2 separate regions of the Homo sapiens genome follow, and region 2 is linked to region 1. Evidence: read pairs that join two places in POLR2A ChIA-PET (ENCODE). Cell type or tissue: HepG2. All regions are shown on one strand. Each heading gives the region's core, and the rest is flanking DNA. Links, peaks and the distances in the headings are about the cores only.

What was found. ChIA-PET counts read pairs that join two places held together with the same protein. Peaks named below come from ENCODE experiments on the same cell type or tissue, not always from the same donor. Only the 100,000 strongest peaks of a DNase experiment are listed, where the experiment ranks them.
Region 2: POLR2A ChIA-PET joins it to region 1 with 5 read pairs; 1 of 35 experiments calls an interaction of 5 or more read pairs at or near these places.

The regions. Positions count from the first base shown.
Region 1 is chr14:39,029,867-39,038,664 of GRCh38, forward strand. It overlaps SEC23A (SEC23 homolog A, COPII component), which reads right to left. Exons shown (of 20, transcript NM_006364.4): 20 at 2,053-3,462. The coding sequence ends at 3,373. Among named protein-coding and RNA genes, the nearest start is that of SEC23A-AS1, 69 kb to the right of the region's middle. In HepG2, for the core only: a CTCF peak has its summit at 5,028 (motif pointing left); a DNase peak (open chromatin) is centred at 5,025.
Region 2 is chr14:37,615,277-37,624,074 of GRCh38, forward strand. TTC6 (tetratricopeptide repeat domain 6) reads left to right here. Exons shown (of 33, transcript NM_001310135.5): 3 at 6,774-7,727. The coding sequence starts at 6,789. Among named protein-coding and RNA genes, the nearest start is that of TTC6, 24 kb to the left of the region's middle. In HepG2, for the core only: no CTCF peak of the experiment used is centred there; DNase peaks (open chromatin) are centred at 1,776 and 3,545.

The sequences.
Region 1 (8,798 bases), core at 2,550-7,549:
TCCAGTAGACATTTAAGAGGTGGTGAAACGGGAAAAGTCCCCTTATCCCCCTGGCAGGGTGTACGATGGGGGTGTGGCTGGCTTCCTCAGTTCCCCAATGCTCCAACCTCAAGGAGGAGCACGCAGACAGGCAGGCTGTGGGACTCCGACCCCACAGCAGTGTTCAGGGGTGAATGTTCACAGCTGAAACCCAGCGTGTGTTACAGTACGCTCTTTCACTTTAGGCATCTGTAGGCAGTTTGTGTCAGCTCAATTAGATCTCCTGCCTTATCTCAAGGACAGAGGGCTTTCTGTATCCCAGGGTTTCTTACCTTGGTGTACGGGAAGAATCGGATCCCACGTGGGCTTGGGGAATGGGTGCAAGGTTTTATTGGGTGGAAGTTCTCAGCAGATGGATGGGGAGCCAGAAGGGAGATGGAGTGGGGAGGTGGTTTTCCCCTGGAGTCAGGCAGCTCAGCAGCCCGGGCCCTCCTCCGGCCACCCCAGCCAAACTCTGTGTCGTTCCACTGGTTGGCCTGCCGGTGTCTACTGGAGTCTCCCGGTGTGCTCTTTGCCGGCATGCCCCTCTCGACGTCCTGCTGCTTTTGTGTTCTTCCGCCAATGCATTCCTCTTGATATCCAGCTGCATGTGTTGTGCCCGCTAGGGTCTTGGGGTTCTTAAAAGCACAGGATGGGGGCATGGTGGGCCACAGTGGTCTTGGGAAATGCAACATTTGGGCAGGAAAACAGAAATGCTAGTCTTCACCTAGGTCTGTAGGCACAGGCCTGAGGGTGAAGCCCTAGCCAAGGACCACGCCCTTCCCTTCCTGGCACTTCTCTGCCTCCCTCCCAGATCAGTGGGGCCTTCAGGAAGTGACTAGAGCATGAGGGGTACATCCTCATGAATGGGGTTACTGCTTTTACAAAAGGTGTCTGTGGAAGCTTGTTCACCTCCCTCCCTTTCTCCATGTGAGGACGCATAGAAGGTGCCACCTACAAAGCAGAGAGCCATCACCACACACCAACTCTATGGTGCACCTTGATTGTGGACTTCCCAGCCTCCAGAACTGTGAGAAATAAATTTCCATTGTTTATAAATTACCCAGTCTAGGGTATTTTGTTCTAGCAGCGCAAAAGAACTAAGACAGGGCTAAACATTCAACAGTCTATGTAGGTAGATAATAATTTAGAAATAGACACATTATACACAAAAATGATCCCAGGTGATTGCTTTTAAATGGTGAACTAAAAGGGTATATTTGTTCATCCTTATCCCTAAATTCAGCTGTAACTGATTTAGAAGTAGAGGACAGTTTAGGGCTAAGTACCAAGACAAGAAACAATGGCACAACACTTAAGAACATAACTTAAGAGGCCAAGCACTTAAAGAACATAACTTAAGAGGCCAAGCAAATTAAACAGGTGTCATCATTACAATGTCTTTCCTCAATTCAAAATACGTGAACTTGGCTGGGTGCAGTGGCTCACACCTGTAATCCTAGCACTTTGGGAGGCTAAGGCAGGTGGATCACTTGAGGTCAGGAGTTCAAGACCAGCCTGGCCAATACGGTGAAACCCTATCTCTACTAAAAATACAAAACTTAGCCAGGTGTGGTGGCAGGCGCCTATAATCCCAGCTACTTGGGAGGCTGAGGTAGGAGAATCGCTTGAACCCAGAAGGTGGAGGTTGCAGTGAGCTGAGACTGTGCCACTGCACTCCAGCCTGGGCAACAGAACAAGACTCTGTCTCAAACAACAACAACAACAAAAAACTACATGAACTTCTATCTCCCTTTTTAAAAACACACTAGCCTTACAACAAAAATGAGTAACTATTGGGAGTGATAAAAAATACTCTAAAATTGATTGTGGTGATGTGGTTACATACATAACTTCACGAAAATACTCAAAACTATTAAATTGTGCACTTTAAGTGGGTGAAGTGTATGATGTGTGAATTATATCTTAAAGTTGTTATTTTTTAAATGAGTAGCTTTTAAATCTAATGATTTTAAATACTCTAATTTTACATTAGGCTTCTCAGGTTTTACTAGATTTCAAAATAGCCAGAAAAACAGTGAAAAGTATATTTTATTGGCATTTAGGCCTAGCGTAGTTCAATTCAAATAAAATATAACAAAGCAACTTATTTAAGCTAATTGAATATAACACATAAACAATTTTTTCTTAAGTTTCTGCTTTACCATCATATGATTGTGTTCATGCAAGTACAATCATTAAAACTGTCCTCCTAAGCATATATCATAGCACCACCTTTTATTTGCAGTACTTGATATGTAAATTTCATTGTCAAAACATATCTGGCTTTATCAATGTAAACATATTTGCTACAAGTAAACTTTAAAGGTAAAAGTGAATACTAATGAATAAATCAAAATAGAACTGAGCATCACATGATATAATTAAGCAAACATTATATAATACTGTTTCAATAAGAACCACAACTTAATACATTTCACAAAAAGGAAGGAAAAACAAAAAGTAATGTGTAAACTGCCAAAATAGTGTTAAAATACTGAAGGATATAATGCAAAATTTACCTCTGAAAAACAAGGGGAAAACAACAAAACCATGCTGTGAAAACTAAATTTGGTTTAGTAGTTACAACCGTCATTTTACTGCAAAGGCTTACTAAAATGCACTCCAACAAAACCATTTATTTTCTATCTCCCCTTTTAAAAAAACTACTGCGTTTAGTCACATAAGTTGGATATTTTGTGGAAATTTCACATTTTTTGTCAGCTGCGGGATTGTTACCCAAAAAAACCTTTCATCTCTAAACTATCTTTCCAAATAACCAAAAACATTATCATCATGAAAATTACCATTATAAAATCAAATAATTCCTAAACAAATCATAAAAATAAATCTGCCTTAACCTAGTAAGTACAGAAAAAGTGTATACATAAGTGCTGAAAATTACAGAAAAATATTCAATGAATAAGCAAAAATGTTCACATTTATCATTACTATTGTTTTTTTGCTTTCTGGCTAAAATTAAGGAACAAGTTTTTAAAAGGTGAGCAAGAAAATTCAGTGCCACTTTGGGTCTGTCTGCAATATACAAATGAGTTACATCTGTAGTACGAGGCAGACTCTATTTTTTATTAAACATAATTAAGTTATAAAGACTTCAAATTTCTAGAACCAGCTATAACACTGTGGTAAGCAAAATAAATTTGTTCTTATTGCTCTCATTATAATTCCAGCTTAATCTACAAATGTGAACATTTTCCATATGTTGTCTCAAACCATACTAATACAAAAAATATAGAGCAATATCTGTTGGTTTCCACAGATAAATGGAAAAAGGAAAAAATGAAATTTGAATATTATTTCATCTTCTTAAGTGTCTTTAACATTATTAGCACTTCAAGCAGCACTGGACACAGCAAGTTTCTTCAAGTGATCCATAAACACTTGTAAACTAACATCATCTGTAAGAATAGGTGCTCCAGACTCCTAGAGGAAAAAAGATATTTGTTATGATTAAAGCATAGGGTGATATCATGGAATTTATACACAAATGTTTAAAATAGACAAGGAAATCATTTGAAATGCCTATGGTCCTATTAAATAAAAAGAATCTAACTGGCCTCCGTCCCTGGTTGCTGGGAGGGAGACTCTACATCCTTAGAATTCCCTGATAATAGGAGTGTCTTTATTCATAGGCTGATGGGATCACATAGGAGTTTATGCTATGAGATGAGATGAATCAGGATGGCGGCTAGTCACCACGAAGACTAACAATGGAATTAGAGGCTTGGTGCTTTTAAAAGAAAGCCTGACCTCCAGACCCTTTCTCCCTGGCATTTTAAGAGAAATCCCAGCTGGAAGGAAGCAAACTCATAATATCATTTTTTAAATAAACTATGCTTCTCAAGTTTTCAGGTCGTTTTAATTGATTTCTGTAGGTTCCAAGTAATTAACAAGAGTTAGGGAAAATTCCTATTATCCATTTTAATAAAAACTGTATTGACAGAATGATCTTGGTAACCCAATCCATTAACAATGAAATTTTACTTCAGCAAGAGAAGGTATTTCTAGAAGATTTTTAATCTGAATTTTACATTTTTCTTCTTATACTCAAGTTCTTATTAATTATAAATATTCAAAGTCTAAAACAGGGAAATTAAGTAATTTCAGCAAATTATTGGCAAATGTGAGATGAGAACTTATAGCTCCTGTGATTCTAGTCTGGCATAGCCACAAACATGCCATAACCTCTCCTGAATAAAGGGAAATCAATTTTATCATATGTTTATTCAAAAGAACTTGAAAGATTTGATAATGAAGGGAGGCAATCCCTTACTGGGATTAAGGGCATAGAGTCTGGATCCAGAATGCCTAGGCTCAAATTCTGGCTCTGCCACTTCCTACCCATATGACTGAATAAGTTATTTAAACTATGTCTTAGTTTCCCCATGTGTAAAACAAGGATAATAACAGGACCTATCTTACACAAGTTGTTGTAATGATTAAATGAGTTAAATTCTATAAAGCAAACAGAACAGTACCTAGTACACACAGTAGACATACATGTTTTAGCTATTTCTATTGTTCCTCCTGTTCAAAAATCTATAACAATGAAATACTTTTCTTTATTCTATATGCATAGCTAACACAGAAAAGCACAAGTCTCAAAACTGTAACCTAAACCAGTAACAACCTCATGGCTCTTACTTTTTTCTTCCTGTAACTATGCCTGATTTTATTTTCATTTTACAATGTTTTCCATCTCAAGTCACCCAATCTCAGAGCCATTTCTCCTAGTCAAGACAAAATATAAGGATTTCCTAATTTATATACCACAGAGCTCCTGCTTGAAATGATAAATACCAATGCTCATTCGATTTTATAAAAAATTAGCAGTTAGCTGATCTCAACTTTTCAAATGGACCCTTTTTCTATTTAAAATATATCCAGGATTAGGCAGAAAGGTACAAGCTTTACATTATTTAGTATATGAGGCACTACAGCAACAGAGGCCTCCAGCACTGTCACAGAAGTGTTGCAGTGGTGCCCTCTTACGGCCGTTCATGGATAATACTTATCATAGGGTCCTTGATTTCTGACCCCCAAAAAATCCTGTAAGCTATTAGAGTCCATTAATTTTTAGTAAAATTCTTGGTTACTGTTATTTCCTTTAAATGCAATCATCAAATTAACTTGATTAAAAATTCAGAGTCTGGAGTTAGACCTTGGTTAAAATCTAGACCCTGCCACAGTTTAGCTACATGATCTTGCATAAAATACTTAATCTATATGAGCCTCAATTTCCTCTCATGAAATATAGGATTACTAGTATCCACCTTATAAAAGTTAATTAAATGAGAGTACACTAAAAGCATAGTGACTAAAACAGTAGATTCAGTGTATTAGATATTATGATTATTAAAATATTGACATCATTACTCATAAAAATCTTAAGAAAGACCTGAGCACTCTTATTTATGCCTGTAATGCCCCTACTTCCAGGCAGTAACAATTACACTTCAGAGTTTAAAATAGGTTTCCTTTCCCATGTTAAATATAAGAAGTGACTTTTTTTTCCATTGATAATAGTGAAAACTAATAGCTAACATTTACTGAGTATTACTGTCCATTTCAAGCATGTTTTATTAAACTCTATAGACAAGGAAGTGAAAACAAAGAGAAGTCAAGTAACTTGCAGAGTCTGCATTTTCCATTACCAGCCTTCCACCCTTCCAAGATTACTTTTTATAACCTCCCCAACTTTTAGAACTTTTGGACCTGGGATTCAATTTATTTACCTATATTACAAAAACTCTTAACTCCTAGCCACCTCCACAGATTTCCAATATTCTAATCTCTGCTCTCTCCTGTCCAGATCTATTGTATTCAATATATGCTATGTTTAAGGTCCTATGGAAAATCAAAAATGAAAATGACAGTTATTGCCTCAAGTAATTAATAATCTAACAGGAGCAATGCCATAAAAAATGGAGGCGGGAAAAGGGATGACAGGACAGGGATATTACACAAATTCAATCATGCAATTGTAGGACGGTGCTATGGTTTGAATATCTGTCCCTTCCAAAACTCATTTTGAAAATCCCCAATGTGGCAGTATAAAGGTGGGGCCTTTAAGAGGTGACTGGGTCATAAGGGTTCCGCCCTCATGAAACAATTAAAATCTATTCATGGATACTCCCAGGCACAGTGGCTCACACCTGTAATCCCAGCACTTTGGGAGGCAGAGGTGGGCAGATCACGAGATCAGAAGATCGAGACCATCCTGGCCAACATGGTGAAACTCCATCTCTACTAAAAATACCAAAAAAATTAGCTGAGTATGGTGGTGTGTGCCTGTAGTCCCAGCTACTCAGGAGGCTGAGGCAGGAGAATCGCTTGAACCCAGGAGGCAGAGGTTGCAGCGAGTCGAGATCGCGTCACTACACTCCAGCCTGGCAACAGAGCAAGACTCCGTCTCAAAAAAAAAAAAAAAAAAAAAAAAAGAACATTATGGAAGCATGCTCTAGATATTTTTAGTAAATAAAATAGGCCCTCACCACTGCTGCAAAAGCGTTTTATTAATCTTCAGTTGATTTTTGTATTCTTTAGAACTGTTTTTAATCTTTTCTAGTTTTTTTGGCCCCTAACTCCAGCCTTTTTCACTCCTAAATAATCTCATATTATTGAAAAGAAACAGGCAATTATCCAATGTGAGTTTTCACTCCACCTAAAAACCTTTCTGTCTTCACCCTTCTTACCTTTTGCTTTTGCAGAAATAAGTGCCCTGCCTCCTTACCAATGCTTAACGTCCATATACTGCTTATGATCATATTGTCTCCTGAGGATCTTAAATATCTGTTCTTTTGTGTCTTTCCTATGCTTGGTCTCCAAATAAGTTCTGTGCCCTTACCGTAATAACAATCATCTGCCTATCCTACTGCTTATCCTCAGGTTAAATTTGCAAAAGAATCATTTATACTTTCGACCTCCGCTTCTTTCTCACCCACTAATTCCTTATAAATTTATCTTCTTACTCAACCACCATACTAAAGCCGCTTACACAATGCCACGAATAACCTCCTAGCCATCAAATCCAAGCACCTTTTCTCACTCTGTATCCCTCTTCAACTGTCTGCGGCATGTCAGTTTGTTACCTCCTTCTTCTTCCTTCTATAAAGTCACCTTTTATGACATACTATTCTTTTCATTCTGCCTCTCTGATAATTCACTAAACACTCCTACCACTTGTACTCCCCTGAAGTTTTTGTCTCATCTCTCCTTTACCTCTTTACTCTCTCTTCAGACAAGCATTTACTGTGATGACTTTATCACCTTTCTCATTCTTGCCCTGACCATCAAACCCAAATTGCCAACAGCCCACTCAACATGGCCATAATCAATATGGTCATCTTATTGTGGCTCAATAAGGCCTTCTAGATAGTACCTCAAACTCAGTGTCTAAACCAAACAATTTCTCTCCACTCTCCCATTTATTGACATATGTTTTCCTAGTCACTCAGGCTTAAAACCCCAAAATACCCTGTTTCCCCTCACCTGTTTTTTAAAAATTCAAGACTACATTAAAGTTGAGAGAGAAGTACAATAAACACCCATATAGCATACCTACATTCACTGACTGTTAACATTTTGCCACGTATGCTTTATGTTTCTACATTATTTTTCCTTTTTTCTTCTTTTTGTTGAATAACTTCTGGAAGTTGAAGCCATCATGACATTTTATTCCTAAATACTTCAGGATGTATCTCCTAAGATCAAGAAGAATCTCCTACATAACCACACCATTATCACTCTCAAGAAATTTAATAATTCTGTACTAGTTATCTGATATATGATCTATATTCAAATCTCACAAATTATCCCAATTATGTTCTTTATAGCTATTCTCTCCCTTTAATCCAGGATTCAATCAGAATTCAGATTTTGTGCATAGTTGCCATGCCCTGGAATAATTACTTTCCTGCAACTTCTAATCAAGTCCTATTGAGTCTACTTTTAAAATATCTCCCAAATCTATTCCTTTCACCATCTTGCCTTTACTCCCTCTCACTTGGATTATTTTCGTAAATATACTTTCAACCTACAGACTGCTTCCATTTAATCTTAAGATTCAACTATACTAAGACTCAAATCTGCCCTCTGTCCACCTTCAATGACTCTCCATTACTTACCAAATAAATACTCAACTTCTCACTCCTCAACCTGACATTCAAGATCCTCCACAATTTACTTGTACAACACATTTCCGTTTTATGTTCTTCTAGTCAGCTCTGCATGTAGTCTTTTATCTTAGCCCATACTATTCTCTACCTAGATTTCCCTTCCTCATGCAATTTCCAATTACTGAAATAACCATTCTTTAAATGAAATGTTTCTTTTTTCTGAGCTCTTTTCTGATTACACACCCTCTTCCTGCTACCACTATGTGACCTCTTGCCATCTTCCTCTTCTAACCTTTGTAATACTTCATAGCTTTCTAAGGACAAATATCCCATTCTGCCTTGTAATTTACTTAGGTATGTATTTTATCTCTAATATTAGACTACAAGCTCTCCAAAGGCATGGGTAATAACTGCACCCTAAAGAGCCAATACAAAGTCCTAAACATACTGGACACTCAATAAATGTTGATATGTTATACCAAGAGGTTAACACTTTTTTTTTTTAAGAGATGGAGTCTTGCTATGTTGCCCAGGCTGGTCTCAAACTCCTGGCCTCAAGTGATCCTCCTGCCTCAGCCTCTTGAGCAGCTGGGATTACAGGCATGAGCCACCACACCCAGCAGGACTTTTACCAAATTAAAC
Region 2 (8,798 bases), core at 1,524-6,523, 1.4 Mb before region 1:
GAATTTATAAATTTGTCTTTCTTCAAATTTAGGAAGTTCTCAAACATAATTATTTTTTATTTTTTGAGACAGATTCTCTCTTTGTCACTCAGGCTGCTGGAGTGCAGTGGAGCAATCATTCTCCTTTTTCCTTGGGATACTAATTATCTGAATGTTAGCGCTTTTTGGTATTATCCTTACAGGGATATCAGGCTTTCTTTTTTGTCTTTTCTTATAATGGATAATTTCTGTGCATTTATCTTTAAACTCAGTTACTCTTTTCTCTGACATCTCCATTTTCCTAATCAAATTTTTTTGAAAATATATTTTCAGGTATAAAATTTCTATTTTTATTTTTTTAATTTCTTTGCCAAGATTTTCTTTTTATTAATCTCTAGCATATTTTCCTTTACTTCATTGAGCATAGTTATAACAGTTGCTTTAATGTCCTTTTCTAATAATCTGAACATCTGAGTCATTTCTGGACTGGGATCTGTTCAATTTTCTTTTTCTTTTTATTAATCTCTAGCATATTTTCCTTTACTTGATTGAGCATGGTTATAAGAGTTGCTTTAATGTCCTTTTCTAATAATCTCAACACCTGAGTCATTTCTGGACTGGAATCTGTTTATTATGTTTACCTCTGAGAATGATTCAATTTTCCCAAGGCTTTTCATGCCAAGTATTTTTGGACTATATCCTGGACATTGTGAATGTTTTGTCATGTAGAGTCTAGGTTCTGTCATATCCTTTCTGAAGAATGTTGTTATTTTCCATTTAGCAGGCATTTCACCAGTCAGTTAAACTCACTGTAAGTCTTGTCTTACTCTGTGGTTGGTGGTTCAGTTCAGCTCTTTAAGCCTTTACTGTGCTACTTTGAGTTTGTCCTGCATATACGTGAATCAAAGGTCAGTCGGAGACGTGTGGGGTTTAGATAGAATTTGGGGATTATCTTCTCTGGGTCTCTTCCTTCTGGAATTTCTCTCTCACTTCTCAGTGATGTTTGTTGTCTGGGCTCCTTTCCCTGATTCTTCTGGCTAGAATGATGAAGGGCTTCCTATCAATGTTTTTGACACTTGCACTATGCCATTTCTGCAGTTATGGACTGTGTTTGAAGAAAAACCACAATAAACCTGGAAACTTCTCTCCAGGCCAGTTTACACAAATGTTGACTTTCCTCTACAATCTTCCTGCTTTTGTTTACTCTGAAGAATTCTTAGGTCAATAAAAAAAATTTCTCCAGACTTTATATGTTGCTGTGAGGAATTGATCTGTAAAGATGCATCTGTGAATTAGCCAGGCATGGTGGCGGGTCTCTGTAGTCCCAGCTACTCAGGAGGCTGAGGCAGGAGAGTGGCGTGAACCCGGGAGACGGAGCTTGCGGTGAGCGAAGATCGCGCCACTGCACTCCAGCCTGGGCGACAGAGTGATACTCTGCCTCAACACTGCACTCCAGCCTGGGCGGAAGAGTGATACTCCATCTCAAAAAAAAAAAAAAAAAAGATGCATCTATGGCTCTCCAACAAATTGCTTTTGAAACTGACAGCAGGCAATATTTTAACATGTCAAAAGTACAATGACCATTAAACATACACACGCATCATTTTATTTTTATTTATTCTTAAAAAAAATTATTTTTATTTAAGACAGAGTCTTTGTCACCCAGGCTGGAGTGCAGTGGCACAATGATGGCTCACTGCAGCCTTGACCTCCTGGGCTCAAGCAATCCTTCTACCTCAGCCTCCTGTCTAGCTGGAACCAGAGGCATGTACCAACATGCCCGGTTAATTTTTTACTTTTTGTAGAGACAGGGTCTCCTTATGTTGCCTTCGTTGGTCTTGAACTCCTGGGCTCAAGCGATTCTCCCTTCTTGGCCTCCCAAAGCGCTGGGATTGCAAGATGAGCCACTGCACCTGGCCACATTTTATTTTTAAATTTTGGCTTTTTAAGCAATTAAAGGGAGTCCAAGAAGTGAAGATAGAAAGTGGGGAGAAGAAAAACGCAGGGGAGTATTTTGTTGTTTCATTAGCTGTTATGTATTTATATATGTATGTATTTTTGAATGTAAGTATATTCACAAGGGATATAGGCATATTCTAAGTGACTGTTATAAAGGGCTGAGCTTTTATAGTTATTGAAATTTCTGTGAGCTTTTGAATAGCTCAGAGAGAAACCTCTTCTGAGCCTGAAAAATAGCTTTTTCTCTATTTTCTATATCCTTTTAAATGAGCACATGTAAGTGGTTTTTACTATTATTGATATTAACAGGATTAAAGGCAGCTAAACAAGTATAGAAAGTGCAGAAAAATAGAAAAAAAATCACTGTTTTCCCATTCTCTTAGCAAAATTATTAATATGTTTATATATTTCTTTTGAGGCTTTTTTTTGGTAAATGACAATGAGGACACAAACAGATCTCATTTCTCCCACTGATATTTCAGAAGCAAATATTGTTTTCAGAATATTTTTGTTTTCCTTGCAAGGCTGAAGATTTTACTAAATGAGATAGATTGTCCTTGGGTTAAGAAGTTTCTTTTGGAACTTTAGTACTGTGCATTGGAAATTGACATTGGCCTGAAGTTTAGGAGGTATGTCAGTTGAGATGATATTTGATTATGGACCTAGGAAAACCCAAATCTTGTTCTTAAAAGGTTATCCTTCTCAGTGTGGTCCCCTGACTACATATAGGAAGAGGTCAAGGTCTGGTAATTCATATTACTTTCTGGGCCCATTCCTAATGTAATACTCTGATGAGCTAGGCCTAACATATGCAGACTGCTTTCCCTTTTTGAGGTGGGTTTGTGTAGCTTGGAACCAAGTCATGTGGTAATCTGCTCCATTTATTTTGACTTTAGTTACAGTCTAGAGCAAAGTTTTGGATTTTCCGTTCCAACAGGAGAAATAGACACAACTGCAAGAACCAGAGAGTAACCTGCAATGGTCTAGAGAATTCAAGTGTGCAGCCCTGCCTGAGTCTTTAGCCATTTTTGGCTGGAGAACTTTCTTCTGATGGCTGACCTGGTCTTGTGAGAGAGAAGAAAAGGCTGGCTCTTGACCCTTCTGACTGCTTCACTGCTCAGGCCTTGAACCTTCTGGCAGAAGAGAAAGGAAAAGGCATAGACAGATTTTAAGAGCATTCTGTCCCGTTTTAAAGTGTAGGGTAAACATAATCAACCTGGTTTGTGAGCTGCCTATTTGACACATCATGTAGATGAATACTTTTTCCTTTAGAGACAACTACATTATTTTTCCCTTGGTATTGCCAAACTAGAACTAGTCTCTCTTAGTAAATTGCTCCTATGAAAAAGAGAACATGCTATTTTCTCATGAGAATGAATGTTTAAAAGTCATTTTATGTATTTTGTGTTGTAGGAGTGGGTGGGGGAATAAAGGCACTTAGCTTTGATGGACTGGCCCATGAAGCACTGGTATACCACTCATCTTGAACGCACAATAGAAGTTCCTGTTGAATTTAGAAGTTCTATTTCCTGTTGGTTTAATTTTAGATAGAAAGAGCAACTTTCCTGTTAAGAACTCATGGGAATGTACTGAGAAGTGTTAAACAATGAACACTTGTTAAACTTCAATAGCAAACCAAAGGCCTGGGAGAAGTGGGAAAGCAGGAACTAAGAAATAAAAGGGAAGTGCAAGTGGGAGAGTCAAGTCAGATTCTCATCAGGTACTAATGTACTTCTGGTCTGTGCTCTGTTCCAGTTACTACCTTTCAACCTTTTGCAGGAAGAAATGCAGATAGTGTTGATATGAACATATTGCCACCTGTGCAAACAATAAGAGCCAAAATACTATGCGGGGCGGGGGGATTATACAGCATTTTTTAAAGTAGGGAAACTTGCTTAAGGGCTTTAGAAATAATTTCTAATGTTCATATCCTATGGCCTGGAAAACTGGCAACAGATTATTTTCACTTTTTAATATGAACCCTTGGTATGGATAGAATTGAATTGTCCAAGGTCTAGTCAGTCATGGAGCTAGGTAAAGAAAGAAAGCCTATTGATTCCCAGATATGATGAGCTCTTCGTGTAGCAGGGTCTTCAGTTAAACGCAATACGACTATATTTGGGGGATAAACAGGAGATTTTCTTCATACTATCAAACATCATGATAAATGAATAATTACAATTATAAAGATAATTATTTCATGAATTGATATGAGTCCAACTAAGAAATGTAGATAAGTGATAAAAATGCAAAGTAAAATAAAAATATATTTTCCACATTTAAGTTTTAAGTCCATATGGATTTATTTGGGTACATGTCATGAAATACACCAAAAAATTGCACCAAATAGTTGTCCAGTTGTCTCAGCACAATTTATTGAAAAATTCTTTTATCATCAATTTAATGCTGCCTTTATAATATAACTAATATTATATTTAATCCTTTTTCTCACTTTCTCAGTGTAGCTATTGATTTTAGCAGCAGTTTTTCAGTTCTAATTCTTTTATCTGTAAACCTTTTATTTATCTGGTTGCTCTTCATTGAGGGACAAGTGCTCCCTTGTCATTTATGTTTTCCATTTTTTTTTTTGGCTAATCCAGCCTGTTTATTATTTCAAATGAATTCAGAATTACCTTTCAAAGTTCAAAATATCATTTTCAGAGTTTTGCACTGGCATGAAACCAAACCAGTATTTTGGGAAGACCTGATATAATTAAAATATTTGGTCTTTCCATCAAGGAACATTAACTTCCTATTTAGTTGAATCTTTCTTCAATGTCCTTCAGTAAAATTTTAAAAATTTAATCACCTAGTTTCAGTACATTTTTTTGTTAGGTTTATGCCTAGATACTTACTTTAAAAAATATTACAAATGAAATTTTACCATTATAGTAAAAAAATTGTTTTAAATAAGGACAGGGGCTCTGTTGCCCAGGCTAGAGTCCATTATGTTTTTGATAGGACCATTTTGGTACAAAGAAATTATTGGGGGATATATACATATATATATATTTTAAATTCAAATCTCTTGCAGAATCCTATTAGAGTTCTAGTGTCTGTGTTTTCAGTAGATAATCATATCTGGAAATAATGATGACATTCCAGAGGTGTTTCTGCCTTACTGTTTTATTTATTTTCAAAGAAACTTGACCTTAGGTATTCTCTAAAGACTTCTAGTTCATTGTATTTTGTTTTACTTTCATTGTTTTACCCTGATTTCTTGAAATGCTCCTCTTGGTGTGTTCTGTGGAACACTGTCCTCTTCGTTTTTCTAACTCTCTGATTACTCTTGCCCCTCCCGCCTCACACAGGTAAGTGTGCCACAGAACCTGCCATCGGTTCCCTATTTATATTTACTGCTAGCCTGGCTTTGTGTAATGATCTTTCAAGATCTCAAAATCTACTTATGATCATAGCTAGCTGGCCCTGCTGAATAACAGAATTTTTTAAAATTGTAGTTAAAATCCACATAACAAAATTTGTCCTCTTTACCATTTTAAAGTGTACAGTTCAGTGAATAACAGAAGTTTTATTATGACTAAGACTTCATTAGGCTGACTCAAAGTCCCTATTTTTTGAAGGAGCTTTCATTGCTCCCATTCATTCCTAATCATTGGCCAGGTCCTGTCAGTTTTACCTTGCTTTGTCTCTGTTTTTACTGTGCTTCATTATCAAGGTCAGACTCAGGCTCCAGCTACCAGATTCTTACTTGTCCTGCCAGCCTTTATTCTTTCTTCTAGTCAATATATCAAGTTACTTTTCTGCTAAAAATTTTGAGTGGTTTCCAGTAGCTCACAGAAAAAGTACAGAGAGTGGCACTGAAGGCCTCATAATCTAGCTGCAGCCTGCTCTGAGGCTTCCCCCATTCCCTTCCTACACACTGCTGTGGCTCAGGTGACACTTGGAGGGAGTGAGCTGGGTAAGGAAGGGGACACCTGGGACCAGCTGGAGAGAGAAGGGGAAACAGCTGTCTAGCCACAAGAACTGGGATTTGGCCCTTGCACTGACAGACCCTTCATTTTTCTTTTTTTTCAGAGAAACTGCAAATCTGAATTGGTTTATGAAAATCTTCCAATTTAAAATAGCTGGCTATGAATTAAGATTGTGGAAGTAAGCCAGACATGGTTGCTCATGCCTGTAATTCCAACACTTTGGAAGGCTGAGGTGGGAGGATGGCATGAGCCCAGGGAGTTAGAGACCAGCCTGGGCAACACAAGGAGACTGAGTCTTTACAAAAAATTAAAGTATTAGCTGGATGTGGTGTACCACATTTGGTCGCAGCTACTCAGGAGGCTTAGGTGGGAGGATCGCTTGAGCCCAGGAGGCCGAGGCTGCACTAAGCCATGATCATGCCACTGTACTCCAGTCACATGGGCAACAGAGCGAGATCTTGTCTCAAAAAAAGAAAAAATTGTTGAAATACTCTGAACTATATGGGCTGAATGATCCAGGCCTCAGGCCACAGTTTGTGACCTTTATTCTGTTGTAGCAGGGGTCCTGGGGATTTTCTAAGCTATGTTTAGTATGATGCTGCTTGCCTGGAAGTGGAACATTACTAATTAGAGTCTAAAGAAATGTTAAAAGAAATCCAATAGGGGTTTGGGAAGCCTCCACCGAAAAAAATGACTGTTTTAGAGGTTTTTCATGGTTCTTGTGAAAGGGCCAATAGGTGGATATAAAATTACATGATAATTTTACCCGCTTGTGCCTCAGGGAGCACGGTGAGGTTCTCTTATGAGAAGCTTTGCTGAGCTGAAATTTTATTCCAGTTTTGTTTTATATTTATGTATATACGCACACAACATATGTGATTGTTTTGGGGGCTTACTTTACAGGTCAAATTTGTCAAGATGTCCACAATCCCGAGACACTTTGGCCTGAAATACAAAGAGGAATCGTATATGTTTAAAGAGCTTGAGAAAGTTCGGCAGGAAACTAAAAAGGATTTTCTCCGATTCAAGCAGAAGTTGGCCTCCAAGCCGGCTGTAGATGAAAGCCCAGTCCACAGCCTCCATGCCCCCGGCCCGGCCCGCCCCGCGCGCGTTTCCTGCGCCGCAGCCCGGACGTCGAGAAGATACCCTTCGCTTAAAGGCCCTGCGATGTCCGCGGCCGCCCTCCTGCAGGAGGTGCTCGGAGGCGCGCCGCGTCCCTCGGGCCTGGGTGAGGCGGCGGCTCCAGGCAAGACCCGGTCGTTTCGCCCCCGGGACTTTTACTTGCGGAGCTCCGCGTTCCTACGGCACCAGGCCCTGAAAAAGCCCCCAGTCATCGCCTCGGGGTTCGGCACGGCCAGACCCGTGGTCCTGCTGCCTCCGCCCGAGCCACCCGTGAAGCGCAGAGCGCGCGGGGTCTTGGAGAGCTCGCGGCACGCGGCTCCCAGGCGGGTCTTCCACTTGGGAAGGGAGCGCGAACAGAGCCAGGAGGTAGCTCCTCTCGCAGGGCCCTGCATGGCCAAAGAGAGGAAGGCCAGCTCCGTCTCCGCAGAGGACGGCTACATGGAGGCCAGCAGCGGGCGGAGGAAAGTGAGGATCCGCAGCAACTTCGTGAGCGAGAGCGGGGCCCGCGAGGCGCGGGAAGCGGCGGGGTTAGGAGCCCAGGGAGAACAGGAGAGCTGGCCGCCCAGCGACGCGCGGGAGGCCGCCTGGCAGGCGCTGCTGCCCTCCCGCGTGATCCCCACGTCCATCGAAGAGATCATCGCCTCTCTGCAGTCCGAGGCCCAGCTGGCCTCCGACCAGACCATCAAAGAGCTCATACGGAGCGTCCTTGGCCAGAACTACGACATTACAATGGAAGTAGGTGAACCAAAACAAGAGTAACATTTTTCCCAAATGCAATTTGGGTTACATTACATATGTAAGAGTAGTTTATTATGGATAATATTTCAGTGCATAAGGTGTCATGTATTATAACACAAAAACACTGGGGTGTTATTCAACTTCTTTGCATTTTGTTTGAATTTTCCATTTGAATTTTTGAATTTTCTGTCTTATCCTCTTTTCAAAGTGAAGGAAACTGAGCCATGATCCCAGAAACTGGTTCAGAGAACATTAGCTGAAGACTTCAGTAATAACGTCACTAGGAGCCTTCCCCTTCAAAGGTTTCGTGATTATTTAGTGTTAAAGGAACAGGCATTTTATGTGAAAAACTCTTTTTTCTGTTACAGTTTAGTATTATTAGTAGTAAATTACAGCAAAAGTGCATTTATATTCTAAGAAGATCAGCATGTTACTATTTATAAGAATTCTATATTTTCAGTGAAAGTCATTCTCTTGAAACATTTTTAAAAACTTTATTTTCTATGTCTTCCCAATCATAGAGATTTGTAAGTGCTTCTTGTGTGCCAAACTCTATGGGACACACTTTACATGCATTTTTGTCCCCATGACAACCCTATCAGGTCAATAGATACTAATAAAAGTCCTGTCTGACGTGGAGGCCTTCTAGCTTTAGTGAAGTTAAAAAAGATTGGCACAGTGTTCTGGAGCTAATGCATGGCAGAGCTGGGATTCCACCCCAGGCAGTCTCATCCAAGACACTGAGCTGGAACCATGCCCAGGACAGCCCATTGATTCACTATGACTTGTCCCTGGCAGGAAGCTAAGCTAGATGGGGTCATATTTAAGTTTAAGATATTTTGTCCATTATACAGACTTTGCTGTGGCAGGGACATTGACAGCAAAAGCAGTAACAAGGGAACTTGAGCCCCAAACCCAAAGAAAGAAAGAAAGAAAGAAAAAATATGAGACACGGTCTTTTTTGAGAATGACAGAAGCAAGAAGATTCTATTACTGTTCTTGGCTGCAGCTACAAATATCTTATTAGTACACAGAATACTGCTACTGCATTATGTCTTTAAAATTGTT